2 separate regions of the Homo sapiens genome follow, and region 1 is linked to region 2. Evidence: chromatin loops called from intact Hi-C (ENCODE). Cell type or tissue: natural killer cell. All regions are shown on one strand. Each heading gives the region's core, and the rest is flanking DNA. Links, peaks and the distances in the headings are about the cores only.

The links. Hi-C counts contacts between places; a loop is a spot of excess contacts. Peaks named below come from ENCODE experiments on the same cell type or tissue, not always from the same donor. Only the 100,000 strongest peaks of a DNase experiment are listed, where the experiment ranks them.
Region 1: it touches region 2 in a loop (1.9-fold over the local background); 9 of 110 quality-filtered maps call a loop at or near these places.

Annotation. Positions count from the first base shown.
Region 1 is chr11:35,119,437-35,134,952 of GRCh38, reverse strand. CD44-DT (CD44 divergent transcript) reads left to right here. Exons shown (of 3, transcript NR_120528.1): 3 at 1,813-2,303. Among named protein-coding and RNA genes, the nearest start is that of CD44-DT, 11 kb to the left of the region's middle. RefSeq lists an enhancer at 8,150-8,439. In natural killer cell, for the core only: no CTCF peak of the experiment used is centred there; a DNase peak (open chromatin) is centred at 8,272; H3K27ac peaks cover 89 bases.
Region 2 is chr11:35,171,319-35,186,834 of GRCh38, reverse strand. It overlaps CD44 (CD44 molecule (IN blood group)), which reads right to left. Exons shown (of 18, transcript NM_000610.4): 2 at 10,095-10,260; 3 at 6,428-6,561; 4 at 1-3. Among named protein-coding and RNA genes, the nearest start is that of SNORD164, 16 kb to the right of the region's middle. RefSeq lists an enhancer at 13,275-13,776. In natural killer cell, for the core only: no CTCF peak of the experiment used is centred there; DNase peaks (open chromatin) are centred at 9,284 and 9,805; H3K27ac peaks cover 1,551 bases.

The DNA of each region.
Region 1 (15,516 bases), core at 4,081-12,080, 52 kb after region 2:
CTGATGGCTTCTGACTGGTAGTAATAAATCCTGTTCCTCTCGAGCAAAGAAAAGCCAAATCTAAACCAAATGTGAGCAGGAGTGTGAAATGGAAAGCTGGGAGATCTTGGGCTGAATCATGGAATTCAAGGATTACAAATGCAGCAGGTCACAGACTCTTTTAAAGGGACAATATTTAATTATTTCACGGGACAGCTTCCCAGAAAAGGAATGATCTGGCACAGTAAAGAAAAAATGACATTCCAGTTAAACCTTAACTCTTAAAAAAATTCATCCTTAGTTCATATTCACAGTGTGAATTCTACACATATAAATGAGCAGTGGTGAAAAAAGCTCTTGCGAAATAATTATTAGTAAAGTCTAAATAAACCAGTAGCTGGGAAGCAATCTTCATGAAAAATAAATAACCTCTAAGGATTAGTCTCAAGCTAACCAAATGTGATTATAGAGCTGAGCCTTTAGGATTAATAAGGCTTTCAAATTATGGTAAATAAAGAAATTGGTGTGGCTGCTGCACCCTGGAAGTCCCAAGGGGAGAGATGCAACTGGATTTTTTAGATAGATCCATGTTAGCCACAAAATGGGTTTTACGCAGACCTTTGGAGGTTAAAATAGTATGCAGATAGGACAATTCCTAGACTTGGATGATAACAAACTTAGAAATGTGAATTTTTGACGATGAAATTTGAATTAATGGTATGTGGCTTTATGTAGCAAGCTAACTGGAAGGAACACAAGCAAAACAGTCTATATTTTATGCACTATTACTTAAGGGAATGTAATTATATTTATTTTTAATTATATTTATTTTATGTTCATGTAGTAACTAAAATTCATATTTATTCCTCTTCTCTCCACTTCATACAAAGTGGTTAAACATCTATTGGAAGGCTTTAGGAATCTGTTTTGATGAACATTTAAGCATGATTTGTTTTGGACATATCCATGGTTGGTATGTAAATGGTAACTAAGAGCCTTGTAATTATCTAAAAATTGCTTGTTCTCTGCACTCATTTACTATGTGACTACTATGTGCTGAGAACAATTTATACATTCTTGGTTCTGTCATAATTAATCATCACCACTCCTTCACTGCCACTATTGCCATCATCACCACTACCACCTCCACCATCACCACTGCCACTATCATCACCACGATCATCACCACCACCACTACCATTATCCACCATCACCACTAGAGTTATTACTACCATCACTACAACCAACATTATCTTCAACATCATAGCTAATAGCCAGTACTTTCTACATGTCAAGCCTAATGTCATTTAATTGTCACAACAATCCTATGAAAAGTTAATTTCTATTTTACAGATAAGGAAACAAAGTCTTAGAGAGGTTACAAAACTTGTCCAAAGTCACATTTTTATTTCACTTAGCAAATCTTTCCTGGCTTTAAGAGATATGGGGATAGAAAAGTTTAATCCCTTTTTGATTCTTGATGTAGCAAAAATGCTAAATTAATGGAGTCCTAATTCATCAGTCTTTACTAAATTTTATTCTGAATCATGGAAATCAGTTTCTTTTAAGAAGGAAGATTTCCTTTGGAAGCTTTTGTTGGAGTGGAGGAGGTGAAAAGAGTATTGCTAAGGTAGAGAATGGAGAATGTTGACTCTCACAGCCCTCTGACAAATTAGAATCCTAGAATAAGACAACTTTAAATGTGTAGACTCGGACCGTGGCTATTCAATGGACAATTTTAGATTTGCATAGGACTATGCCTTGATTCCTTAGAGTATCATTGTGAGATGGTTGTATATTCTGACTAGAAATAACACCATTTTCTCTTTGCAGCACCTGAGAGTTTATTCAGTGACGATAATACTCACAAGACCCTTTTTGGATTTGTGGCCCAACCCACAAGTTATAGTTCCTTCTCTGAATATTTCATCCAGATTGTGAAGAGCAGCTTCTGGCAGCCACAGTTGTACTATGTGACCCCTACTTCCCATGCCCAGGACTGATTCGACCCCGTAGTAGACACCTAAAGCAATCCTGATCAGTCAGAGTCTTTGTTCCTGACATTTGGGATTAGAGCATGGCTGAAGGTTTAAGACACAAACTTGGAAGCTGTGGGGCAGCAATACACCTCCATGAGGACAGAGAAGCAGGGGAAATAAGAATAAACCAGAAGCTCACAGAAACGCAGGAAATACTTCTAGAGTTCTAACACTTTTCGGGTTTCTTGTTCTAGTCCATTCTTGACACACTTGTGCCTCACAGAAGCCAATGGCAAGAATGCAGTCAGATCCTTCCAATAAATTCCTTTTATTCTGTTTACATTAGCATAAGCTGGTTTCCGTTGCAACCAAAAAGACTTGATGAATATAGGAGAGCATCACACCATTTTACAAAAGAGTAAACAGTGGCTCAAGTGGATGGCGGATGCCCCTACCACTGGGTCTTGAATTCAGGACTTTGACTCTAAATCTTAGGTCTTCTGATTCTGAGGTCTGTGCTCTTTTCACCAGTTGGCCTCACCTATAATCCCTCCCCACATCATCCCATTCTACCCAAAGAATACAGTTCTCTCTCCTTCGTTGTGATAGAAACTAGACATCTCTGATACTTTGCCTACAGTTGTATGTCAATCCAAATGAGTGGCAGGTCTTCCGAGTCCCATCCTCCCAGATCTTCTCCAGAGAGCCCCTGTCTGCCTGAACATGCCTCACAGTCTATTTTCAAAGGGCAAAACCTTTCATCTGGCAGATGGTAACAGCTGCTTCTCTTTAAAACACCCAAAGGGTAGAAATTCTGGGCTCTAACGTACAGGCATAAGGCTCCTGCCAAGTCCTGACTGGGCTTAGCATCAAATCCTGTAGAAAAGGAATAGGTACAGAACATGGATGTGAGGCCAGGCCAAAACGCATTTTATTGCTGGCTACTGTTTCCCAGCCACAGAAGAATGCTGCTGTAGAAGGCATGGCGTGGGTGAGAAAGAGACTTGTTGAACTGAACTTTAATGGGAGAGGATGTGGGGAGGGTGGGCTAGGGAGAGAGAAAGGAAGAGACGTCTTGAGAGAGCTTATGAAGGTGAAAGAAGGCAAAAGACACAGATGTGACTCCATGATGAAGCAATGGAAAATAAAAGTCTTTTAATCATCCAATGGGAATTTAATGGACACCTTCTGTATGCACTACATGGATTCGCCACAGAGGACAAGCCACAGATGAGGAGGACCTGCCCTCTCTCTTCAGAGACTATGATCTAGATCAGAGTTGGCAGATCAGTTGCCTTCATTAGTTTAAGAACTATTTTGTATGCACCTCTATATTCCAGGCACTACTCTAAATTCCAAAAATACAACAGCACAAAAAGACAGACTGGCATTTTATTATCATCGAGGAAGTGGGTGGAGGGTGCAGGCAATTTTAATAAGGTAGACTAGGAAGGTCTGGGTGAAGAGGTAACATTTCAGGCAAATTTACATGAAAAAAAAAGTGCAAAGCAAATGTAAAGGCTTTGAGATTGGAGTATTTTTAGTGTGTTTGAGGAACCAAAAAGGTTAATGTGGATGGAGCAGAGTGAATGAGAAAGCAAGTAGTAGGAAATGAGATTGAAGAGGAAGGTAAAGCCAGCTCTTGTGCACCCTTGCAGGCCCCAGTAAGAAGTTTGGATTTTATGCCGAGTGGAATGGAATGACTTTAGTGGGTTTCCCCTAATTTTCACCTCTAATCAATTAATAATGACTGCTTAGTTCACTGTGATGAGAAAGATTCTGAGGCTTTACAGTTCAATGGATAAAAGTCCATTGATGGATTAATAATATACATCATGTCTGTAGCATGAGGCAGTGGTAACACTGATGATTAATATTTGACATCTCTGATCATGATGGAAGATTAAATTGTATTTGTCAAAGTACTCTGAGTTGTGCTGCAGTAACAACATAAGCAAAGTCTCATTGGTTTCACACAATCACCCAGGTGACTTCTTGCCATGCTAAGTTGGCTGTGGGTTCAGGAAACTCTCTAAAACAACTGTCTTCCATGCAGTTGCTCACTGATCTTGTGCTACCTCTGTCTCGTAACACAATTGCTGCAGCAGGGAAAAAGAATAGTAGAAGGCCTCATGCCAGTGATTAAATGCTTTGTCTCAGAAATAATAGATGTCACTTCTTTTCCCAGCCCATTAGCTAGAGTTAGTCACATGATCCCACCTAAGTGCAAGATGACTGGGGAAGGGTAATCCTTCCATTTGCCTAAAGGTAGATAAGAACCCAATGTGAGTAAGCAGTAAAAATCTAGCATATAAATCGACCTTAGAACAAGTCCAGTAATACTCTAAGGAAGCTTGTAATGCACTGGGTAAGGAGTAGTAAATAATAAAGAAATTCAGAGGCCAGGTGTGGTGGCTTATGCCTGTAATCTCAGCACTTTGGCAGGTTGAGGCAGGCAGATCATGAGGTCAGGAGATGGAGACCATCCTGGCTAACACGGTGAAACCCCGTCTCTACTAAAAATACAAAAAAAATTAGCTGGGCATGGTGGTGGGTGCCTGTAGTCCCAGCTACTCAGGAGGCTGAGGTAGGAGAATGGTGTAAACCCAGGAGGCGGAGCTTGCAGTGAGCAGAGATAGCACCACTGCACTCCAGCCTGGGCAACAGTGCAAGACTCTGACTCAAAAAAAAAAAGAGAAAAAAAGAAATTCAGAGTGGTGATACCAACATGTGTAGCTCAAAAAGTCTCTATAGAGAGGAAGGGTACTCGGGCCAGATCTTGATGGATGAGCAGCGTCCTGTTACTCAATCCTCACCATCTGATGCCCAATAAACGCCCCACTTTCCCTGGCTCAATCCCATCCACTATTCTGCAAGTCACTTTAACTGACTCTTTAGTCTTATTATTTTGGATGTAAGATGATATGCTGTTGAAGAGCATTGTTTATTTGCTGTGGAATTTTGGGCACTGTACTCAACCTCTTTGAGCTTAAGATCCCCATTTAATGCTTGATATAATTATCATGAAAATTAAAGTATATAATGTAATCATGCATCTATTCAACTTATCGAAGAGTTTAGAATATGGCAGGGTCTAAAAAACAGTCATTGTTATTATTGACTCACCCTTCCTTAAAATTATATTTTCCCTTGTCTTTATAGATACAGCTATAGCCTATCTTTCATTCTGCCTTTCAGATTAATTTATCTTTCTGTGTTTTGGGTCCAATTTCAGCTACGAGGTAAAACGGCTTAAACACATACACATTTATCCTGTGGTTACCTAATACTTGTAAGGGTTTCTGGTTAGATAGGATGGTGAAGAGGGATAAACAATTCAGGCTGATAGAGACTCTCCAATTTTCTTTTTTTTTTCTTTTTTTTCTTTTTTTTTTTGAGACGGAGTCTGAGTCTGGCTCTGTCGCCCAGGCTGGAGTGCAGTGGTACAATCTCGGCTCACTGCAAGCTCCGCCTCCCAGGTTCATGCCATTCTCCTGCCTCAGCCTCCTGAGTAGCTGGGACTACAGGCACCTGACACTACGCCGGGCTAATTTTTTGTATTTTTAGTACAGACGGGGTTTCACCGTGTTAGCCAGGATGGTCTCGATCTCCTGACCTCGTGATCCGCCCGCCTCGGCCTCCCAAAGTGCTGCAATACAGGCGTGAGCCACCGTGCCCGGCCAAACTCTGCAATTTTCAATACATGACTTCCGAGTTCACTGAGGTCACTTCCATTCAGTTGGTGGAAGGAAAAAGAGTATGGAGGAGAATTGTTTGTGAGGTTTTTATGGGCTAGACCTGATAGTGGGACCCTCACTTCCATCCACATTCCATTGGCCAGAACCCAGTCGCGTTGCCTCACCTAACTGCAAGGAAAGCTGGAAAGGTTATGTGGTCCAGTTGTGAGTCCAGAGGAAAGAGAAGAACGTGGAGTTCAGGAAGCTGTTGTCTTTGCTACACTTCTCTCTCCATCCCTTGCTCCTCCTCTGAGTCTTTTCCCCTGTTTCTTCTTCTAATGGGGGGTTGTGCATGTTGATGTCTTGGTCTGTACTCATTTCTTCACTTATTTCCTAGGTCCACTGCACCTGTCACACCACAAACAATGATAAAAACGGAGACACCTGGGTGAGCCTCACTCACTGCGCATGCCTCCATCTTCGAAGAGCTCCTGTTCACTGTACTCTGAAATAGACTGTGCAAAACATTAAAACTGACCAAATCAATAAGGTCTTGTTTTCAACATCTCTATGTTTATCTATGAATAGGAAAGGGACTGACGTGAGGTGGGACCATTGGTGATTTTGTTCTGAAATAAGTGAAAGTTTAATGGAAAGATACATATGGCACAAAAGGAAGATAAAATTTTTTTTCTTTTAGAAAAAAAAAGAAAAAAAAACACCTCTTTTTCTTTTCTTTTTGAGTTGGAGTTTCGCTCTTGTTGCCCAGGCTGGAGTGCAATGGCGTGATCTTGGCTCACCGCAACCTCCACCTCCTGGGTTCAAGCGATTTTCCTGCCTCAGCCTCCTGAGTAGCTGAGATTACAGACATGCACCACCACGCCTGGCTAATTTTTTGTATTTTTAGTAGAGACAGGGTTTCTCCATTTTGGTCAGGCTGGTCTCAAACTCCCAACCTCAGGAGATCTGCCAGCCTCGGCTTCCCGAAGTGCTGGGATTACAGGCATGAGCAACCGCGTCCGGCCAAAAACAACCTTTAATTATGGAAAATTTCAATCATAAATACATACAGGTAAAGAGAAAATTATAATGAATTTCCACACAGCCATTACCCAGCTTCTACAATTATCCACTCATAGCCCTTGTTATCTGTCTGTACCTCCTACCTCCTCCCCAACTGCTGGATTATTTTGAAACAAATTCCAAACATCATATACACTTATCTGTAAATATTCAGTATGTATCTCTAAAAGATAAGGGCTTTTAAACCCTTATTTAACCACAATACTATTATTACATTATTGGTAATTTTAAACTCTTTCTACTAGTGGCTTTGTACATGTATTATAAAAATATGTATATTACTTTTGAATTGAGCAATATTATTTTAAAAACATTAAGATTCAGTAAACATCACACACACACACACACACACACACACACACATGTTGAGTGGCTCTGAGATCACCTCTATGGAAACACCCTTGTCCTGAGGACAGTTTTCAACACATGCTAGGTGGACTCGATACATCTGCATTAGAAGTGAAAAGGAAGCCTCTCATGCTCACACTAGTCCTGTGGGAAATGGGGGCTGGGGATCTGGCCCAATCTTACACCCAGCCCACAGCACAAGCATAGTGAGTGGTCCCAACAGGGGACTCTGAATGACACTGACAAAGACGAGAAAGCAGGAGGCAAGGCACCCTATGGTGTCCTTCAGAGAAGGTCCTTCTGGCCCCTCGTCTGCCAGCCAGCTGATGCCCCAAAGTCTACCATCTGAGCATTTAAAGTCTGATCAGTCCCTTTGCCTTTGGGTCAATGAGTTTAGATGATCTTTCCTCCCCAGGATGTTTGACCCAGGGTCGTAGATGTGGGTGAGGGCATGAGAACTCTGAGCACTCAGAAAAAAAAACAAGGGAAAACCCAGAAACACCCAGCTGGCTTTAGCCCCAGTTATGCCTAAGTCTGACTTTCTCAGAAGTAACCAATGTCCTCTGTCCCAGTCCAGATGGAGCTATACCAATGGTGGTTGCTGGTACTCTCCAAGTCATTGCTTGCCCTTGTTCATGGATGGAAAACTTCCTCCATTCTCACCTAGTGTTGTGGGTCAGGGGACATCCAGCATGGGGGAGTCATGTCTCCACAGACAAACCAACCAACAACAACATTTCCGTTGCTTCGCCCAATGGAGAAGCCGCCCCTCATCCAGTGAACAGTGCCTGCTCCCCAAATCATTGCATTCAACAGGTGCCTCCTGCTTTCTCCAGGATGCAGAAGAATGATGACGATTCTACCAATTTCCCAGATATTTTTAACCTTTCTCAACCTCCCCATCCTTTTTGTCTTCTTTTAATTTCTGTTTTTCTCCCACTTTTTCTCCCCTTCTCTTTTTCTCTGTCCTCCTCACTTTCTCATTTTGCATCCTCTCCTTATTTTCCCTTCATTCCTATCTCTTGCCCTAGTTCCCCTCCCACCAGTCAAATATATGACTGTTTTGGGGAGTTTTTTGGTTTAATTTCACTCTTTCTTCCCCACCTTGGTCTTGCTGCTGCCTGCCACCTCCTCAGACTGGGTTTGTCCCTTTTTCTTCCCCCACCCACAGAGTGTCAGCTCCTAGTGGCCTGATTCAGACCTTTTATATTAGGTTGGTGCAAAAGTAATTGCAGTTTTTGTTTCTGTTCTCATCACACGCAATCTGGAAACTCACTTGCAGAGCAGAGCAGATGCTCAGGGGGCAGCCCTCAGGTCACCTCTCCCTTCCCTCTGGTAAGCAGTGGCAGGCTTCTCTGGTCCCCAGTTGGAGAGGAAGGGAGAATGGCAGGGAGCTGTCCCATGGGATGGACTTGGAGGGCACAGGAAATGCTTTGCTGTCTGGGGCAGAGCCTAGGTCTATGCCTATACCGTGGATGGTTTCAGGAAGCCCCATCTCCAAGGGGAGAGAAGTAGAGAATAATTGAAATGCCACTTATGTCATCAGAGAGGCACTGGGAGAAGGGCTTTCTAAGAACATCTCACTTACTGCTGCGCTGGAGGAATGGCTATTGCCACTTAAAGAATCTGAGGATCAGAGAGGTTAAGCCATTTGCCCACACTCACACAGCCAGGAAGCAGATGGAACCTGGTCTCACACCAAAGCCCTGTTCATTGAATTGCAATGAGGGCCTCTGTAGATGGAGGAAACGGACTAATCAATCATACTACCTTTTTCCGTCTTAACCCTCTGAGAAAGTCACTTACCATCCAGCGCCTTAGCATTTGTTTCTCTCTTCCTGCTCTTTACTCATTTACATCTTATTTCCTCTAGAAAAGTTTTTGCTGTATTGTCTTTCCCTCTGCCCTGTCCTGCCCCATGTGCTTCTCTCTCACGTCTCAGTGGTGTCACCAGCATCTTGGGCAGGCTCCTGAATACCTCAGGACACAAGCTGTCTGGAGACAGAGACAGAGTTTTCCTTTTCTGTGGGATGGTTATAGGAAACGGCACTTATGACTTCAGTGTCTGCTGAAAATTTAAAGAGACTCAGGAGAGAAGAATCTAACCTGGCTGCAGCCTTCTTGAAGGTCAGGCTAATATCTGCGGTTTCGATGAGGCTGAGCCACATTTCAGCAGGGACAAAGCTCTCTGCAAGTGTGCCCATTGACCCTGCTCCCTACCAATGAACTAGCCAGTGTACACACATACACGTGATTCTGCCTGCAGTACCCCCTATGGATATGTTCTTCTTTTCTTGACAAAATAGGGCCTCTGCAATGTTGGAAACAGCTTTAGCAAAAAGAAAAATATTCACCTAGACCCCACTTATTATTAAATGTTGTTATTTTTATTTGTGCATATTTCCTTTCAGTGTTGGATCACAAGTGGGCCTGCTTTTTTTATACTGTTGCCATCTGGGTATACATGCCATTTTCTCCTCAGCTTTGTTTCCTTAGCCTTACATTCTATAGTGCTCATTTTTTTTTCAGCTTTATACTTATTTATTATTTACTGGACAAATTCAAAACTTTATTTTTAAATTTTACTTTAAGTTCTGGGATACATGTAGAGAAAGTGCAAGTTAGTTATGTAGGTACACATGTGCCATGGTGGTTTGCTGCACCTATCAACCTGTCATATAATTTTAAGCCCCACATGCCTTAGATATTTGTCCTGATGCTCCTCCTCCCCTCACCCCCCAGCCCCCAATAGGCCTCGATGCGTGTTGTTCCCCTCCCTGTGTCTAGGTGTTCTCATTTTTCAGCTCCCACTTATGAGTGAGAACATGTTGTGTTTGGTTTTCTCTTCTTGCATTAGTTTGCTGAGGATGATGGCTTTCAGCTTCATCCATGTCCCTGCGAAGGACATGATCTCATTCCTTTTTATGGCTTCATAGTATTCCATGGTGAATATGTACCCCATTTTCTTTATCCAGTCTATCATTAATGGGCATTTGGGTTGGTTCCATGTCTTTGCTATTGTAAATAGTGCTGCAATAAATATACATGTGCATGTGTCTTTATAGTAGAATATAATGCTCATTTTTTAATGTAAATTCTGGAATTATTATTTTAAAATTACGTCTAGCATTCTATTGATTTGATGTAGCATAATTTATTAATATAGTTCCATGCTGGTGTGCATTCAAGTCACTTCCTTGGATTACAGAGATATAAAACATAATGGAAAATTTTACACATATAGCTTTTTGCTTCTGTGGCATTATTCCTTCAGAAAACTGATCAGAAATGGGAATGGTTATAAACAGTTTGATTGCAATATGGAGTTAGTATCTAGAGTGGAGTCGCAGTGGCCAGGTTAAAACCCAGGTTTGGCACTTCTAGCTGTGTGACCTTAGACCAACTATTTAATCTTTCTAAGCCTCAATTTTCTCAAATGTAAAACAAGGCTAATATAATACTTAATTCACAGGGTCATAGTGAGGACTTCATAAAATAATAAAATAAAATAACACATATCCAGCATACTTTAGTTGGTACTAATACTACTGCTGCTGTGACTACTACTAACACTATATTTCTATTATTTTACCTTCAGCTGGCTCAACACCAGTGGCTGAAACCCAGAATGTTTCCTAGAGCCAAATGCAGTCTGATTTGCAATAATCCAACAGGTCAAATTATTTTAGAGTCACTTACGCCACTCACTCATCCCGTCCATCCTAGCTCAGAAACTCTATTCTGAGCTCAGTTCTTATATCATCCCTTTTAAGGATCTTATATCATCCCTTTTTAAAGGCCTCTGTAGAATCCCAGTTTTTTTAAATTTTGGAAACCACATCCCAGCTCTCACCAGGAATATGAAAATATCCCTCACATCCTGCAGAAAATATAGTTACATCGGAGCAACAGACTACTAATAGATGGGATGTGAGGCTTTATCCTCACACCATTATGCATACCTCTATTTTTAGTTTTATTAAAACTTACCAATTTTGATTTCATGGTTTGAGTTAGAGTCTAGGGGTCCAAAGAATAATGCCTTCCACATCCCTTCCTGAGTTCAGAACCAAATAAGAAAAATATTTGGTTCTGAACTCAGGAAGAGTTATGGAAGGAATTATATAGGAATCAGATAGACAGAGATTGGAATCTGAGCTTCATGACCAGAAAAAGCTGAAGAAAAGAATACAGCTTAAATATGTAGCCACAAGGGATTCTCTAATCCTGTCCCCTGAAATGAAGTTGCAGCACACCTCATAAAATTTCTAGCTTTCCTCACTTGCCACAGAGTGGATAGCAGCCCGGAATGGACCCTCACTGCAGATGACATATCTGAGAGGGAAAGGGAGGTGCCAGGTGGAAAATGTCCACTTTATCTCCAAACTCACCATCAACAAAGAGAATTTCCTCCTCCTTTTGTGGGGAGAAGGGAGCAAAGGATGGTTAGAGAGGTTTGCAGCTGAAGTTCCTCAACATGAGAATATCAGGCCAGTGTACAACAGGTTTCTTTTGGGACCCAATATTTGATCTCATGCTGACCTGCTAGATATGATGACAACAGGTTCATTCTCACCATTTGGACCTTTGACGGTTTCTAACAGCCATGGTTAGACACACTCTCTCTCTCTCTCCTGGCTTTCCTCATAACACCTCTGGAACAGTGTTGACCTACTACCCAACATGGGGATGCAGGGATGTGACATTTACGTGCTTGAATCATGTTTTCACACCACTTTCTTGTCACTTTATAATTTCATCCACCATTTAATAGGATTATTTCAGCTGCCAAAAACCCCTAAAAAAATCTCAATTCAAATTGGCTCAATCAGGAAAGAAATGTATTATTTCACACCACAAGAAGTAAGAAAAAAAATAGTGTGTTATTATTGACAACTCTGTGATATTGGACCCAGGTGCTTTCTATTACTCTGTTCTGTCATATATGCCCCTGGCTTCATCCTAAGACTGGTTCCCCTTGTGGTCCTAAGATAGATGCTGCAATTCCTAGCATCCCATCCGGGAACCACATCTTCCAGAAGAAGGGAGACCATTCCACCTCTTTTTAAAGTTTTTTTAAATGAAGAAATCTTTCCTAAAATCCCTTTCACACTGTACTGACCACTGGTAAACCAATCTCTAAGCAAGTAGATAGAACTACCATTATGGGAGTTATGAATACATTGGGTGGATACCCTAACAAAACTGGGGCCCTGACGAAAGGAAAAGGGGAGAACAGATGTTGGACAGGCAGACAGCAATATCTGTTGTGCATCACTAGGCATTTGCTTCTGTGGTTATGATTTTAAAGAGCTGGTCTCCTTCTTTCTCTCTTTTCTCATCTCTGAACCTCAATTTCCTCATCTGCCTTCTGCACCTTGCAAGGCTGCTGTGATGATCAAGTGAGATAATGTGTATAAAGTACAAAGTGCTGTGTAAACCTTGCATCTGAAGAACATGAGTTTCTCTACCACTGCCAAGGGATAACTCACTCCAGACACTAGTTGTTGTTTGCAAAGTTGGTGTAGTTCTTATAAGACTGGAAACCAGAAGCATCTCATCACTAGGATGGGTTCTTCTGACCTCTATATATAACAAAAAATGTGAATTCAAATTTAAAGCATATTAGGTGAACATGAAAAAATGGTTAAAACCATAACGAGATACCATCTCACAACCATTAGGGTGTCTGCTGTCAAGAAAACCCCGAAACAAAGCAGAAAGTAATAAGTGTTGGTGAGGATGTGGGGAAATTGGAACCCTGTGCATTGCTGGTGGGAATATGAAATGGTATAGTCACTATGGAAAACAGTATGGAGGTTCTCAAAAAATTAAAAATAGAACCACTACATGATTTAAAAATTCAATTTCTGAGTATATTTATCTCCCAAAGGATCAAAAACAGAATCTCAAAAAGATATTTGTATACCTGTGTTCATAACAGCACTATTCACAACAGCCAAGAGGTTGGAAGTGCCCATCAATGGATGAATGGATAAACAAAATTTGTGTTGTAAACAAAATATATACACACACTCATAATGGAATATTAGCCTTAAAAAGGAAGGAAATTCTGACACATGCTGCAACATGGATGGATTTTGAGGACATTATGTTAAAGGAAATAAGTCAATCCAAAAAGACAAATACTGCATGATTCTGTTTACATGAGGTATCTAGAGTAGTCAAATTAATCGGAACAGAAAGTAGAATGGTGGTTGCCAGGGGCTGGGGGAGGAGGAGATGAGGCATTGTTGTTTAATGCACATAGAGTTGAAGTTTTGCAAGATGAAAAACTTCTGGAGATTGGTTGTACAACAATGTGAACACACCTAACACTACAGAATTGTACGCTTAAAATGCTTAAGATGGTAAATTTTGTGTAATGTTTTTACCACAATAATTTCTTTGTAATGAAATAAAAATTTAAAAGTTTGATAACATGCATGCAGTCCTGGATAGTAAGTTGGGAAATAGGCATTCATATCCACCCCACAAACAGATAATGGCACTTTAAATGTGCTTTCTTTTGTGGATAGTGGTTTGGCAATATCTCTCAAAATTAAAGGTAGAGGAAGGAGGAAAATCAGAGGAGCATTATCAAAGAGGAAGTCCACAGGGCTTAAAAGAAGGGCTGTCAAATAATAGGAGCAGGCAGGACCCCATGAACAGCACTGGAATCAGTGTCCAGAGACTGCCCAGCCTCTGCCCAGCAGGTGCCATTTGCAGCCAACATTAGGAAGTTTAAAGCAAAACATCCCTTGCCAGTGGAGAAAACACTGAATCTTTCCAGTACTGAGGGTCTGTATTACCTCTCCTTCTCATGACCATCAGGTAAAAGCCTCCTACCTGTCATGTGCTGATCATCTTGATAGGACTGCCATTTACCCATGCCCTCAGATTTTGCTAAGCCATCTCTTTGACATCCATATTAATCAGGGTAGGCTAGCTAACAAACAGACTCAACATTTTAGGTGTTAATGTAGTAGTAGAACTTTATTTCTTTCTCACACGAGGTTCAATGCAGGTGTTCTTGGTCAAGCAGCTCTCTAGAGCAGTTTTCCTCCAAGCAGTGAGACTCTGGGATTCAGGCTTCCTTCATCTGGTGGGTTTGCCTTGCTTAAGTCCTCCTCAGAGTCTTCCACTGGAACTTGTAGATTCAACCAGACAATGAGAGAGAGACCATGAAAGATTGCATGGGCCATTTTAGGGGCTAGGCTTGGAAGTGGAGTTGTACATTATTACCACCTATATTCCACTGGCAAGACCCAGTCACATGGCAGCACTTGTAGTCTTCTCGTGTGATCATGAAGAAGATGAGATAATAAGAACACATAATGTGTCTGCCATAGTACCTTATATGGATGGACAACCCTCTTTATAACAGCCTGAACACTTAAGCCCCTGAAACAGAGGGAATGTCTGGATACCTGGAGGAACATGGTGATGAGTTCAACATCCCCTCTGTCTCACAGCTATACTTTGTTGGGCTTATAAAAACCATCTTGAAATGCTCCCAGCCCATCCCCAACTGCCACTTGTGTTTATTCATTTTATAATCATAGAAAAAATGAAGAACTCATTTCCACTTGGACAAAACCAACTTTTCTCCTCTTCCACCCACCATAATTTTATTACAGAGACCACATTTCCCAACAATTACAAAGAAACCCTCAAACATACTACAATGAGTAGAGGAATGAGAAACAGATCCCTGCATCAGCTTAGTCCTCTCCATGGAGGAATTCCCCCCAAGCCAACATATCCAAATTCTACCTATTAGTTGGGGCACATCCCAAGACATAAGTAGCACTTATTTCTTCTTTACTTCTTTTCTTTCTCCTTCTTCTTCTTCTTTTTTTTTTTCTTTTTGATAGAGTCTCACTCTGTTACCCAGGGTGGAGTACAGCCTCACACTTTTGGCCCCAAGCAACTCTTCCACTTCAGCCTCCCGAGTAGCTGGGACTACAGTTGCGTGCTACCATACCTAGCTAATTTTTTAATTTTTTGTAGAGGCAGGGTCTTGCTGTGTTGCCTAGCCTGCTGTCAAACTCCTGGGCTCAAGCAATCCTTCGACCTCAGCCTCTCGAAGTGCTGGGATTACAAGACATGAGCCACAGTTCCCACCCTCACTGCTCCAGCCCAGAGAGATCCCATCCCTTTCTGCCTTACTTAACACTGATTGCTTTTGTTACCATCATTTGACTTTTGGTTATCATTTGTATTGAATTTCACATCTTAATGCAACAAATATCTCCTAAGCACACTTTGTTCCAGACTAGGGGATTCAAAATTATAAAGAGAAGCAGCCTCCCTGGAATATGCCATCCCGTGAAGGAGGCAGATGAGCGTGCTGTAGAGTGGATGTTTTGGTGCCATCAGGTGTACACAAAGCATCTTGGAGACTCAGGAGGGCAGAGAGTCCTTCTGAATGAGGATAAGTTGGTGCC
Region 2 (15,516 bases), core at 4,382-12,381:
GAGCTATGAGGTAGGAAAAAAAGGATGAGAACCCTTTAAAAACATGAGGAAAATCTACCCTCATTTTTATTAGTCAGTTAGAATGGAGTTTTACTATAACTTATTCCAAATAACTTTCTTTTTCCGAAACTCCTAAGTTGGCTAGGAATTTCTCTGCCTTTCCTGATGGATTTTCCGTTTTTACCTGATTTCATAAATTTCTGGAACTTATGAAGTTTCCGGAAATTTTCCCACCACAGTGAATTCATTCATTAATAAATATACATTCTATATCAGGCACTGTGGAAGCCTGGGGGTACAATTTTAAATAAGATAGACACGGCTCCTTCTCTAATGCAAACACATTAGGGAGGATTTTTAAAATTTGTGATTACAAAAGTAATGCAGGAACATTGTAAAAAAATTTAAAAGTAAAGTATGAACTATCATGAGAAAATCATTTATAATCTGGGAAGTCCACAGAAATGATGAGAAAACATGGCAGACACACAATCAAATGTTTATCAACATGAACAGCATGACAATCTGAAGGTTAAAATAACATAATCACAACAAAGAATTTACTCAGTTGAAATATTAAAAACCAAATGAATCTCTAGTCTTTCATTAATGTAATAATGTATTTATTAATTTAGCTGATCTTTTAGGTGCTTACTCTGTATAGACTGCTTCTCAGCATGTTGCTTCTGAGGTTGACCACCTTTGGCCTAGGTGCCCAGAATATTTTTCAAGGTTACTGTTTTGGCATATCTCATCATGGGCATTTCTGGTTTTTTTTTTCTCTTGTTCTCGTTTTATCCTCTACTCTTTCATCCCTTGCTTTAGGAATAAAGATTTCTGCCTGAATCTTGGGCCTGACTGATCATCCACAGATGTTACTGGTAGCCCTCTGAGCAGCACTGTCTCAAGCGGTCTGATAACAGGCCCTGAAACTTCCACCCTGCATTCCATTCCTTGTGTCTTAAAAGCAGACTGCAGTGTAGCTGAAGCAACCTTCTATTCATGCCAAAGTGCTTTATTCTGTGACTATACCTTGTATTGAGCTCTAAAACCTCAGAGAGCTTTAAACTGGTTTTGCCTTTATAGAAAGGTTAAGTCCATTTGTGCATTACAGCTTTTATTCTGTGTGTGTGTGCATACTTAAATTAAAATGGAAATTTATTTGTTAGGTTAGTTTCTCCCAGAATTGCTCCTGGCAAAGAGGAAGAAGGAGATGGATGGATGGAGATGGATGGATAGATGGATGGAGAGAGGGAGGGAGGAAGACAGGCAGGCAGACAGACAGACTGCTATCACAAGAAAGGCTGTTATCACAAGTATTTTAAGTGTCCTGCTATAATTTTTGTGTACTTATAAAAGTGGATAGAAACACAAGTTGAACAAAACAGGTTTTGTTTGCTTCCTAGTACCTGGGAGCATCTTTTCCCACAGATAAAAAGGATAACCTTAACCTGCCCATTTCTTTGGGCAGTTAGTGGAACTAACTGGCAGTTTTATACATTCAATTGGAAAAAAACAGAAAGTTTTAGGAAACACCATTCTTGCAAAGCCTGTCCTAAAAGATTTCTCAGATTTCTTTAAAGAGAAGTATCACCTCCTTGGCGAGGCCATTCCTTACCATCCAATCTAAACTGCTTCATCACTCCCCCACACCTGTCACCATCACATAGCATCTTGCTCTCATTTCTTCTTCATGTTTACCACCATATAAACTTATCTTGTTCATCTTACTTGATGGCTGTTCATGGCACTTCTCTCAATCTCTGCCTTCTGCTACCTGCCTCCCTCCCTAGAAATGTATAAGCTCCACAGATGAGTAATAACTTTATCTGTCTTGGCCAGAACATTTATGTGTGATGGGGACAGAGAAACATGCAATAAAAATGTGTTGAATGGATGAAAAAAGAAAAAAGTACCGATATAATTTCCCAAGGGTCTATTCTTCCAGTAAACACACCTAAGATGTTAGCCCCCTAAATGCATCTCCAAATATGTACAGGTCACGCATTTAGATTATCCTTAAATGGTAATGCCATAAGAAATAATTAAAGGAAGTTACAGATATAACTCTTCATTTATTATTTTTAAGCATCTACTCAACACTTATATGCCAGACCATATAAAAGGAGAAAAGAAGATGAGCATGTTTCTGTCCCTGCTTCTGATAAACTCACAAGGTCATGGGGGACTGTAATAATTAATATTAATTTAGCTTTTTACAGTTTTCAAAAATATTTTCCAAAATTATTACACTTGAAAATAAGGGCATATAGCCAACCTGGGAGATTTAGGGGAGTATCTATCTTGTTTCTCTTGGAAATATCAGCAGAAACTGACGCAACCTATGAGATGCTTCTGATATTTGTATGTTGTGCATACCTGGAACCAGGCTTTGGATTATGGCTTCTTGATGCCAGGGATGAAACAATCTCCCCTAACTTCAAATATAACTGCAAGTAACAGTACACTGGGAATTTCCAGGCAGCAAGTTGTAATAGAATGGAGCATGATGTCACAAACCCTAAGACAGTTTTGTAAATTATTAGAGCATTTGTTCACATGGACCCCCTTCATGCTCCAATTCACCTTAACTTTTATAAAGAACATCAAATCTGGCAAATATGCTTAGTGGATTGACCCAAATGTGCAATTAACAGACTCATGCTCTCATGTCGGATTCCAGGGCCTTATTAGATAGCCTTTCTTTCCATTTAATGAGCTCTGTACTGCTTGGAAAGCTAGACCTGGTGAGGTGTTCCTGAATCTGAGGACTTGTTAGAAATTCTCTGAGGTGGGCTTTCTCATAAACCTTGGCTTCAACACACCAAAATAACCAAGAGAAACATTAATTATTCAGTCTAACCACTAATCTCTGGTTGCCAGATAGAAAGGCACCCTCTTCAATGCTTGATACATTTTAGGTATCTCATAAATATTCTCAAATAGTTGTTGAATAAAGGAGGAAATGGATAAACAAGTACATGTAGAATCTTCCCTTTAATTCTACCCTCAAAAGAAAATGAGGCACTTGACTGAAAGCAAGCTTAATAAATGAATCAATTCAAGTCAGTTCTGTGTTCACACAGAAGTCACCAGGCTCACGTTGGGCCTCAACCACTGAAAATGAGGGAAAAAAAATCACAAAGGCCTTTTCAAGTTCTGCCTTATTTTCATTTGTTAGCCACAGGCCATGTTTTCTAAAAATACTGCTAAAACTTAAGCTTATGGAAGCTATCTACTAAGATCAAGCTGACTTTTATCCCTGTAGCCGTTTTATGGGGGGGATCACAGCACTGGGACATGACCACCTGCTAGCAGCTTTCAGGCTAAATTAGATTCAGGGATCCTTGCAATGAAATCTTTGCATAGGGCAGTTTATCAAAATCTTTAGCTCACTTAATACCCCTATCATCTGACTCTAATCCAAGACATTCAGAATTTATTTATCCTTAAACACATTTATCCTCTTCTCCAGTTTCTTTCTTTTTTTTTTTTTGTCTCATTGCTTCAACAAGATTGTTAACTCCTTTAAGACAAGAAATGTAGCCTCCAGTTCTTTCTTACTCCATCTCTGCCTAGTGCAGTACTGAGCACATAGAGGTGATCAATAAATATTCCCTTTAAACTTAAATAAAAACTTACAAAAGTAGCCATCAATATCGAGTCAATTTGGAAAATAGACAAAAGGAAAAATATTACTTCTAGCTTTATTATTTAATTCATCCATTTTAGTAAGGAACATACCCCCTGTACTTCTCAAGCTTTTCAACTGAACTAACCCTCCAAAGAGAAGAAAATTAATCAATGCTCTTGCTCCCAACTCCAGGTATGGGCCCAACCTCATGAACAAAATTAAGGATAGAAACAAGTCTCAGTCGCAGCCTGCCTAGATGGCTTCGATGCCAGGCAATAAAACAGTGTGAGCTTCTATCTGAGTTGAGGTTCCTTTTAGCAAGTGAAACCAACTTGCAAAACAGGTAAGACAATGTGGGTATGCAACTACATAATTTATTGCATACATTCACTCAGCAAGACTCAATGGGAGATGCAATAAGCAGTGCCCAGAGACTCAGGAGTGTATAGCCTCATGCCAGCCCTTTCCCAATGAGTCAACCTCTTCATCTAAAGCACAAGCTTTTCCCAATGTCTCCCTCTGACCTGTTGCACTGAGATGGAGCTAGCTAGACCACATGTTGCTCTATGTCTATTTCTTACTTTTTTATATGTGGTTTTCTCATTATAATATCATTAGAACGACATGCTAGACATGGGTATGGGAACTGAGTATGTATGAGTCGTGTACTACTTAGTGTTAATTGGACTCCCTTCCCTTTAGTCAAACTCCATTTGTGTTCTTCACTCATATAACAGGGAGGAGTAAACATTCTACAGTTTTCTGTTCCTGTTTCGTATGTCTCTCGATAGATTCAGTGACCTGTAAATTTTTGTCAAAATCTACTGGCTTCACGCACTCCATTTCAACTAGCCAGCCCTGATACTTTGTCCTAAACTCTAGATTTCTTCTCTGAATTTCCACTCTGATCCCTACTGTTCACACAACAAAGGGTAGGTGGTGTAGACTAAAGCCACTGATGTAATCTCACAATTAATTTTAATTTTTGGGTTTTTTTTAGTAGTGAGTAGAAGAAAGATCTCATAATTAAGTTGATGTCCTTTTTATAGTTTAAAAATCCATGCAGCTTTTTATATTTTACTACCATATATATGGTATATGTATATTTATATTTGATGTATATGGTATATATATCTGTGATATCTTGATTTTATATATATAAATGTGTATATATTTATATATACATATATACATATATATAAATATAAATTTATATATAATATATAATATTTATATATATAAAATTTATATATATTATATATAATTTATATATAATATAATATATAATATATATTATATATTATATTATATATAGAATTATATATAATATATATATATAAATTTATATATAAATATAATTTTTATATATTTATAATATATATTTAAATATATAAATATAATTTATATATAAATTTATATAAATAAATATAAATATATAAATATAAATTTATATAAATGAATATAAATATATAAATATAAATAAATATTTATAAATATATATAAATAAATATATATATAAATATATATATATGTATATGTATATATCTGTGTTTGTCTCAGGCTGATAATGTCTTAAGTCCCTTTCCAGCTAATTTAACATCCCCTTCACATCTTTAGGGAAAACTGACACTCCAGCAAGATGTACCAAGTTTACCTCAAGGCTTCATCTTTCCCTTCACCCAACTTCAAACCTTCCATGGGAACAGAAGGCCCAGTTTAAGAGGTAAGACTTTTGATAGTTGGCATCGAGATATTTGACATTTATATTTTGATCCTTCTCAAAAAATTCTGAAAATTCATGATGCATAGAATTCTTTAATTTTGCTAGGACTTGAATAAGGCTCATAAGCCTGATTTTCTAGGTTAATGGTTGGGAGAAAGTCACAAAGACATAGAGAAAGGCTGGCCTGTGTCCTAGCATCTACATCTTAACTTAGGTTTCTTCTTCTCTGGTTCTTTCAACTGTTGGGTAAGGGATATTTAAGAAGGTCAAAGGCATACCATATACTCTCCAAGGCTTTTTTCCAGCCCTCTCATATAATAAATACCTCTCAGCTAAGACATTTGACTTACACCCCAAAGCTATCATTAGATTCATGTCACTCCCTTATTCAAAACCTGTAATGACTTCCCATCACACTGAGAATGAATCACCCCGTTAGCTGGCCCTTGCTTAGCTCTCTGACTTTATTCCTTGGCATTCTCCCTTCTGAGCACTGATATTCTCAGAACAGTCCAGGAGGCACTTTCCCTGACCACCTTCTCAGAAAATAAAAGCATCCCTAGCACTCATTAGCCTCGTATTTTGCTTTCTTTTTTATAGCACTTTTATCACTTTCAGACTTCATATAGGGCAAGCTTGTCCAACCTGCGGCTCACAGGCCTTGTGTGGTCCAGGATGACTTTGAATGTGGTCCAACACAAACCCGTAAACTTTCTTAAAACATTATGAGATTTTTTTTGTGTGATTTTTGTTTGTGTTTTAGCTTATCAGCTACTCTTAGTTTTAGTGTAATTTATGTGGGGCCCAAGACAATTCTTCTCCCAATGTGACCTAGGGAAGCCAAAAGATTGGACAGTCCTGAATGGTATTTAATATTTATTTGTTTATTGTTTGCCTCCCCAATTTAGCATGTAAGCTCCATGGAGACAGGAATGTTGGCTCTGCTGTACAGATATTCAGTGAGCATTTGTTATGTAAATGGAGGCTACATGAATCCCCACTTAAGCTGAGCTCCAAAGACCAGGCTCCCACAGCCTTTCACGCCAACAGACACCCCCCTGAGAACCAACCTGAAGCATTGAAGCAATATGTGTCATACTGGGAGGTGTTGGATGTGAGGATGTACACCCCTGTGTTGTTTGCTGCACAGATGGAGTTGGGGTGGATCCGGGGAATCACCACGTGCCCTTCTATGAACCCATACCTGTAAGAGAAAAACAACAGGATATTGACCTAAATGGCTAAGATGGGAATTTCATAATATCCCATTCAATGACATTTAATGCCGTGCAACACTTCATTCAGTTCACCCCTAGGGATATCGGAGGTTTCAACAACCGAGTTATTTGAAATCCAAAAATAACAGCATAGAGAGGGAAAGAGATCAACAAGACTGATAGAAACAAAGTGATTTTATTTAGAGACCTATAAAGAGCTTTAAAAAAAAATCATGAAAGGAATAATTAGTTTCAGTTAAAATTTGTGTTCAGCAGTGTTGAGTCTATTTGAACAAACAGAAGGAAGCCTGAGTCACAGAAGAGAGAAGTTTTGATGTAAGATTCATGCTGGCTCTGGAATACCTTCATGTTTTCCAGAAAATACACAAAATGGCCAGCTTCCATAGATAGGAAGGGGTGCTTCTTTATTTCAGTGCACACATTCCAGACCTGCCTCATGTCCCATTCCCCCACTTCTTTCTCAGCCACAACTTTTCCTGTGAGTCCCCTTACTCCATACTCCATTGCCCTAAACATGAAGCCTTGTTTATATGCCAAGTACACAGCACAGCACACTGCCTCCTGAGCATTGCAGGCATAATTCTATTGCCAGTGGGAATAAATTAACCATCATTACAATGGGAGTCATAGCAATTAAGTAAGCAGATAGCAACGGCTCATGTAGCTCAGGAACTTTCCAGAAGTAGCACAGCCAGAGAAATGCATAGCCCCTCTCTCCCCACCAAGGTATCTCTGGGAGTGTGTTACAGCTGGATACGACATACAGATACAACATACACAGCCCAGCCTCTTCTAGCAGCATCCTGGTGGCTAAAAACTTGCTTATTTTTTAATTGTGCTAAAAACACAATTTTTTTTGAATATAAAATGCCTCAAAAAATGAGATGTGGGCTGAGAAAATGCCATGTGCAAGGGAAGCTGTGGTGCAGCAGGAGGGCAGAGAGGAGGAAGCTAAATCCAGCAGGTTTTTCAAAATGCAATTCTGGCTAAAATGCACATTGATGCTTTTCATCTTTCCTGCCAGGGGCAACAGCATGGAGTGCATCACCCTGCACGACCCATGGAAATGTCTGTGAGTCTGAAGTTTCCAAGCACACAGAACTCCTACCTATGTGGCAATTGTAGCTCGCATGACTAATTTCTCATCTGAACAGACAAACTGGTTTCCCCAAAGCCTCCTTAGCTTGGCAGGGGGTGTGGGCACAATTAAATGGTAATAAGTTTTCATATATCTAAGAGTTGCTACCAATCAGGGTGGGGCAGACAAAAGAGAGTAGCTGCTAAGGTTTTATCCTAACCCATGAGACTCTGCCATCTGTCCTGTGGCAGAAAGCTGATTCATAGCTACCTGAGAGAAATTATGGAAATGAGTTTTGCAATACTTAATACCAGTTATGGGTGAAATGATAGATTTCTTTGGCACAGTTTTTCTAAATAATACTTCTTGGTGAACCTACCCACCAACTCACCCCCATCACATCATGTCATCAAGTATGGATAACACCAACATTCTAGAATCTATTGCATTCTCTTTGTAAGCTATTACTGAGTTTTTGCCACCTCATGTTGCCTACCGGTTTTATGGGTCATGCTAACTGTAAATTGGGGATATTAAAGTTTATATGTGTGTATGTGGCATGAGTAAGTTACTGTTCACAAGGAGGAAAGAATATTCAGCAAATCCAGGAAGCATACTTTCCTCCCCTTTTAAGCCCCTGAGGAGGACTTGGTCATTAAAATCCTGTCCTGGGCTGAGGCTAAGCAGAACCAGAATCCTAACTCCTCCATAGGCAGGCTGTGTGTGCAAATTCGCTAAGCCTCGGCTGCTTCATCCATAAAATGAGGTGATAATATTGACCAATACTGCAGTTTGAGGATTAAGTGAGGGGTTTGGCCAGGTGGGCAGTAGGGCTCCCAGCATCTAAGTGCTTGATGATTGGCCAGTGGCAGTTGTAAGAACTCCCCTGGTCCTCAGCACATGGCAGCATATCTATATTTTGCAAGTATGCCTTGTTTGTATTTCACAATCAAAGTTCAGCTTACTAAATTCACTTTCTTAGGCCAGTGGCCTAGTCAGGGCCATAATTAAACAATTAGCCTTGGGAATAGAATAATGGATTTGCTAAATGGCCTTTTTTCATTGCATCCTACAGTGCAAGTTCAGTAGCCACCAGAGCTTTCTCCCTCTCTCTGCTCCTTTCATATTCCCCCAGACCTAGCTCTGAACACATACAGATGTCTATGTACATCTGCTCTTTATTTTAGAGCAGTGCTCCTCAATAGAACTTTCTGCAATGATGGAAATGTTCTCTAACCTGGGTCATCCAGTACAGTAGCCACTGGCCATCGGTGACTAACCGAGCACTTAAAATGTAGTTAGTGCTAGTGAAGAACTAAAGTTTTAATTTTAGTATTTTAATTAGTTTAAGTGTAAGTCACCACATGTGGTTAGTGGCTACCATATCAGACAGGGCAATTTTAGGCAAAAGACTTTCCTTTTCCCTTTCAGCAAGAGTCTCAGCCATCACTCATAATGTGGGTGCATGACTGTACCCAGTGTTGGAGGATAGAAGCACTTAACTTACACTTCATGGTTTCCGTAGAGTTCTGCAGCTTGACTTTTCAAAAGCAGTCTGTGTGCATGTGAGTGTGTGTTGCAGAGAAAGGGGAATCATATTACCTAAAGACACTGCAAAAGCACAGCTACAGGCTGGGGTAGAAACTTCAGAGCAGTTGCAGAGGTTACTCAGTCCTCTTCTAGTGAAAACAAATCGAACCACAACAATTCACTGTGATTGCCACCGTGGCTTGCTCTTCTTGTGCACCGCTTACCGCAAGGCCATTGGAAATTCAAAAAATAAAGTCCTTGCTTGTTGTGATTATCTTGCTTGGAGCCATAGTTTGAGGAAGGCTCTATGCAGCTCTAGAATAACTGGTAGGAGCCCTCTCAGGGCTCCCAAAAATAATATATCTTAATATAATATAGCTTAATAACTTTCATGCCTTTTTATTTACTTTTTCAAACCAGAGAAACATAGAAGAGAAACCAAAAAAAATTTTTTTTAAGAGAGAGTAAGAGAGAGTAGTTTGAAAAGTCTGCTTTGATCCAAGTCTGCAGGGCCAAGACTCTAACAGCCACATATTTATTTCAAACACTGTTATTTGGTTTATGTTTTCTTGTGGTTCTGACAATGATACTGCAGCTTCTTCAAAGCCAGGAGAGCTCTGTGGAAGCAGGTTAGACAAGAGGATTCCAGCCGAGAGGACCCCTAATGGCTTCCTCTGGGTTCCCGCTCTATGATTCACAAAGGTGTCTTTAGCTGACTTTAAACTCCAGTTGTCATACAGGTTGCAGATTGACTTGGCCAAATTAATACGTGGGGTTGACTCCTTAGGCAATAATCCATTCAGCTGTGGGAAAGGAGCCTTCCAGTTCTAAGCCCAGCTGCCTGGTCCCAGGCCGCCAGCTTTCCCCAGTGGTCGGGTGCTGGTCTCTTACCTGCAGGTCTCAAATCCGATGCTCAGAGCTTTCTCCATCTGGGCCATTGTGGGCAAGGTGCTATTGAAAGCCTTGCAGAGGTCAGCGGCCTCCGTCCGAGAGATGCTGTAGCGACCATTTTTCTCCACGTGGAATACACCTGCAAAGCGGCAGGTTATATTCAAATCTATGGGAAGAAATAGAAATGTTAGATTCTTTTGCATAAATAATTTGGAGACAGTAATAAGTTCAGTTTAGGACAGACTCCTTAAAAAGTCAAATAAGGCCGGGCGCGGTGGCTCATGCCTACAATCCCAGCACTTTGGGAGGCCGAGGTGGGTGGATCACCTGAGGTCAGGAGCTCAAGACCAGCCTGGTTAACATGGCGAAACCCCGTCTCTACTAAAAATACAAAAATTAGGCCGGGCGCGGTGGCTCAAGCCTGTAATCCCAGCACTTTGGGAGGCCGAGGCGGGCGGATCACAAGGTCAGGAGATCGAGACCATCCTGGCTAACACGGTGAAACCCCGTCTCTACTAAAAATATAAAAAATTAGCTGGGCGTGGTGGCGGGCGCCTGTAGTCCCAGCTGCTCCGGAGGCTGAGGCAGGAGAATGGCATGAACCTGGGAGGCGGAGCTTACAGTGAGCTGAGATCGCGCCACTGCACTCCAGCCTGGGCGACAGAGCAAGACTCCGTTTCAAAAAAAAAAAAAAAAAAAAATACAAAAATTAGTCAGGTGTGGTGGCACATGCCTGTAGTCCCAGCTACTTGGGAGGCTGAGGCAGAAGAATCACTTGAACCAGGAGGCAGAGGTTACAGTGAGCCGAGATCATGCCACTACACTCCAGCCTGGGTGACAGAGCGAGACTCTATCTCAAAAAAAAAAAAAAAAAAAGAACAAACAAACAAAAAGCCAAATAAACTTCTCTGCTAGCCAGAGCCTTCAAAATTCACTCCAGCATTCCAAAGCACCATGATATTAAGCTCAAATCTGAGAAAAGACATGGTAAAATAATATCACTCTTACATTCTCTCCATTGATTGCTCTGCAACAAAGTTTTTAAAAAGCAAATGATTTAATTTTGATTATTGATGTCATACAAACTTACAGAAAACTTACAAAACACAGGAAAGCAATGAAGGAAAATAAGTCCACCACTACAAAAACTACAGCAAACACTTTTCTATATCTTCTTCCAGTTTGTTTACTGAATACACACATTCACACGTGCACACATGCACACACGTACTTTATGCATATATACATAAAGTATGTATCTATATACACATACACACATACACACAAATATACATACTCACACATATGCTTGCATAATTGAAATGGTACTGAATATACAGTTCTAGATTTAAGAGTCATTTTTCCACTTAATCTTATGTTATGAGCATTTTTTCACAATCAAGTGATCTCTCCCTGGCTTACAACCTCCAAGAGTTTATGTTCATACCCAGTATAAATGTTCTTATTATGGCTAAAACCAACATAATCTGGCTCCTGGCTCCCTCTCTAACCTCAAAGTAGCTTGCTCTGCTCTAAGCACAAAGCTTGTCTTCAATTCTCTCAGACATTCTGAGCTCCTTCCCATCCTAGAATATTTGTATCTGCCTTCCTCTCTGTCTGGAATGTTCCATCCTCAAATGGTCACATAGGTGGTTCATTTTTTTTATCATTCAGAATTTTAACTCCACGTCACCTCACTTTAGAGTGCTTCCCTAAACACCCTTGTCTAACCCCCAGTCTCTCCCTCAACTCATTTGGCTTTTGTGTCTTCACAACAGCCTGGTCATCTATTGATGTGTGTGGTTACTCTCTTTCTCTCCTTCCTGGAATGAAAGCTCTGAGAAAGCAAGGGCCTTTTACTTGCTTGCAGCTGTTATCTCTAATCCCTATAACAGTACCCAATAGAAAGTAGATGCTCAACAAGTATTTGTTATATAAACGAATGACTCATTGAAATTTCCTCAGAAACACACTTTTAATATATTGGCAGACCAAAAGCCTGTCGTTTGCTCTCAGAGTTAATGGCATTGAAAATGAAGCCTAACTGCTATCAGTTGGGTAAAGAATTATTCAATACAAGGACTTTAGTGAGTTTTGTAGACATTAATCTGAAATTCCAATAGAGAGCTAGAAATCATCCTCTTCTACTTGATCCTGTGTAACAATCTCAAAAGACTTCAAAGGCTGTAATTGAAAACTCCTGGGACTATATGACCCCCGGTTTACACTTGAGGAAACTGCATGCAAAGGGTTAAGTCATTGAAACTATCCTGGTGAAGCTTATTCCTCCTGAACACTTCCTCAGGCCTCAATGACTGTCCTTCTCTAAGAAGACATGTTGACATCCTCTTGGGACAATGCCCCAAGTGCCTGGCCAGGCACCACTCCTTGTTGTTAGTTAAGAACCAGGTCTGGAATCAGACAGAACTGGCATTAACCAGCTCCATCTCTTCCTTGCACAGTTCTAGTGGTGGGTAGGAAGATTCCACTTATTTACCAACAAGAAAGTTGAGGCTCAGGGAAGTGAGTTGCCCAAGGAAGTGAGTGAGTACCTCTATCTAGAGCCTATAGTCTCCTTTCTGAATCCCAGTTGCTCTGTTCTGTATTTCTGAGCTGACAGCAATAGGAGAGGGGACCTATTACTGCAGTGTCCCTGGGTACCCAGTACCTTTGAGATTCTGTGTTGCATCATCTTCAGAAACCTGAAAGGTGAGTTTTATGTATGTATGTATTATTTATGGGTGAAGCTCAGAAAAATTAAATGACTCCCCAACGTCACCCAGCTCTTAAGTGGCAGAGCAGGAAATCTATCTCAGACCTGTTTACCACCCAAACCCATGATTTGAACCACTTTACTATGTGCCCAAGGATCCTTTTCTATCATTAGTGCAACTGAAGAAAGGAGAGAGGCACACCTAAACAACTGTTAAATAATGACAAAGAGTCATTATTATTGAATTGTATGGGCAACCACTGCTTTCTCTTTCCTGAGCAGGAAGCAGGTCTCAACCACGAGGAAACAATGTCTAACAAATGCAAAATGAGGTAAGAAAACTGTTAAAATTCTGTATTATCTTCCTTGATTCTGAAAATAGTAAAAGAAGAAACAAGAAATGGAACTTGAAAAGACATAAGCCAATGTCTATTATTTTTATTTTCTTTTGTTTGCATCATTAGCACATGGGGGGAAAATAACAACTAGGTGAAATGGAGAAAATGTGTTTTTGCAGTTCACTCTTTTTCAAGCCTAATGGTGTTCTCTTAAGCCACTCATGCAGCACTCGGCTGATGGGGCAATGAGAGGATAGAGAAGGAAATGCATAAGGCCCTTTTGCAATACTATTTGTTTTTACTGACATTTTCAACTTTGGCCTCAGTTGGCCAGTCTTACAAAAGGAAACTGTCAATCTACATGACAGACCTTCCGGGGCCTCTCCTTGTCCAGCACACAAAAGAAAAACAAAGCATTCCTATCAGCTTCTTGAAGATAAGGCTGATAGGGGAGCCTCTGATTCCAGGTGAGGCAAACTACCTGTCTGCCCCTGGCCCAGGTGGCTGCTGTCACTCTCAGGTTAAAAATCAACTCTGAGGCATGGACAATAATTGGAGCTCAATGGTAGTTTCTTTCTTATTACAGTCAATTCTACCTTGCCACCTGGCAGACAGAATATGCAAATGTAAGAGGAACCAATTGAGGCTGAGACTTTTCAGTAAAATCCCTTGAGTTTCATGAGTTTCAGCAAAATCCCTTGAGTTTCAGAAGCCAACATAACTTCACTGACAATACATGCATCCATTGTGTGAGTGTGTCTATATGACGGGTCTTCCAAAAGTTCCATGAAAAATACGTGCTATGAAAAAACTATACATAGATTTCAAATTTTTTTTTTTGCACCAAAATAAACTCTCACTAACTTGATATATCTGAACAGGATCTAGTTTGAGGCACTAACAAGGATAAGACATGTTTGAAAAGATCCTCTCTCAGAGCAACATGAATTCTGCTAAAATTGAAGCAAGAACACACACCAAAATTTTTGGTGAAGCTTAGGTGGAAGAATGAAAAAATCATTGATGCTTTATGAAAAGTTCATCAGGACAATGTCCCAAAGAAATCAGCAGCTTACAAACAGATAACTTGTTTGAAGAAGGGACAAGATGATGTTGAAGATGAAGCCTGCAGCGATATGCCATCCACATCAATTTGGGAGAAAAAAATTAATCTTATTTGTGACTTAAATGAAGAGGACCAATGATTAACAGCAGAAACAATGGCCAGCATCATAGACATCTCAACTGGTTCAGCTTACACAAATCTGACTGAAAAATTAAAGTTGAGCAAACTTTCCACTCAGTGGTTGCCAAAACCATTGTGCCCAGATCAGCTGCAACCAAGAGCTGAGCTTTCAATGGAAATTTTAAACAAGTGGGATCAAGATCCTGAAGCATTTCTTTGAGAATTATAACAGGAGATGAAACATGGCCTTATGTGTGTGATCCTGAAGACAAAGCACAATCAAAGGAATAGCTACCAAGAGGTGGAAGTGGTCCAGTCAAAGCAAAAGTGGACAAGTCAAAGCAGGTGGACCAGTGTAGAGCCAAGGTCATGGCAGCCGTTGTCTGAGATGCTCAAGGCATTTTGTTTGTTAACTTTCTGGAAGGTCAAAGAACGATAACATCTGCTAATTATGAGAGTGTTTTCAGAAAGGTAGCCCAAGCTTTTGAAGAAAAAATGTATCGAAAAGCTTCACCAGAGAGTCTTCCTCCATCATGACATGACAATGCTCCTGCTCATTATTCTCATCAAACAAAGGCAATTTTTTTGAGAATTTCTATGGAGAAGCCATTAGGCATCCACCTTATAGTCCAAATTTGACTCCTTCTGACTTTTTTTTTTTTGTTACTTAATCTTTAAAAATCTTCAAAGGGCACCCATTTTTCTTTAGTTAACAATGTAAGAAAGATTGCATTGATGTGATTAAATTCCCAGGACCCTCAGTTCTTTAGGGATGGACTAAATGGCCGCTATCATAGCTTATAACAGTATCTTGAATGTGATGGTGCTTATGTTGAGAAGTAAAGTTTACATCTTTAAACTTTTATCTTTTAATCTCATTTTTCCATGAACATTTTGAATTCTCCTCATACTTATATGTTTGTATGCAAGTGAGTGTGTGGTTGTATGTGCATGTGATCAGCCAAGACAGGATGAAACAGACAAACTCAACCTTTAGCCTTCCTAGATGTGAAGGCTTAAGCAGGTTCTGACACATTGTAGGTATCTGCAAAGGGCTGCTGATTGGATGAAGAAATCCTATGCAAAGTAAAAATTCCACAGCTTACATTTATCTTGATCTCATGAGAAAGTCCAACTCCTAACCCTGACGCTATTTAGCTACTTAGGAGTTGCAAGAATGGTGTC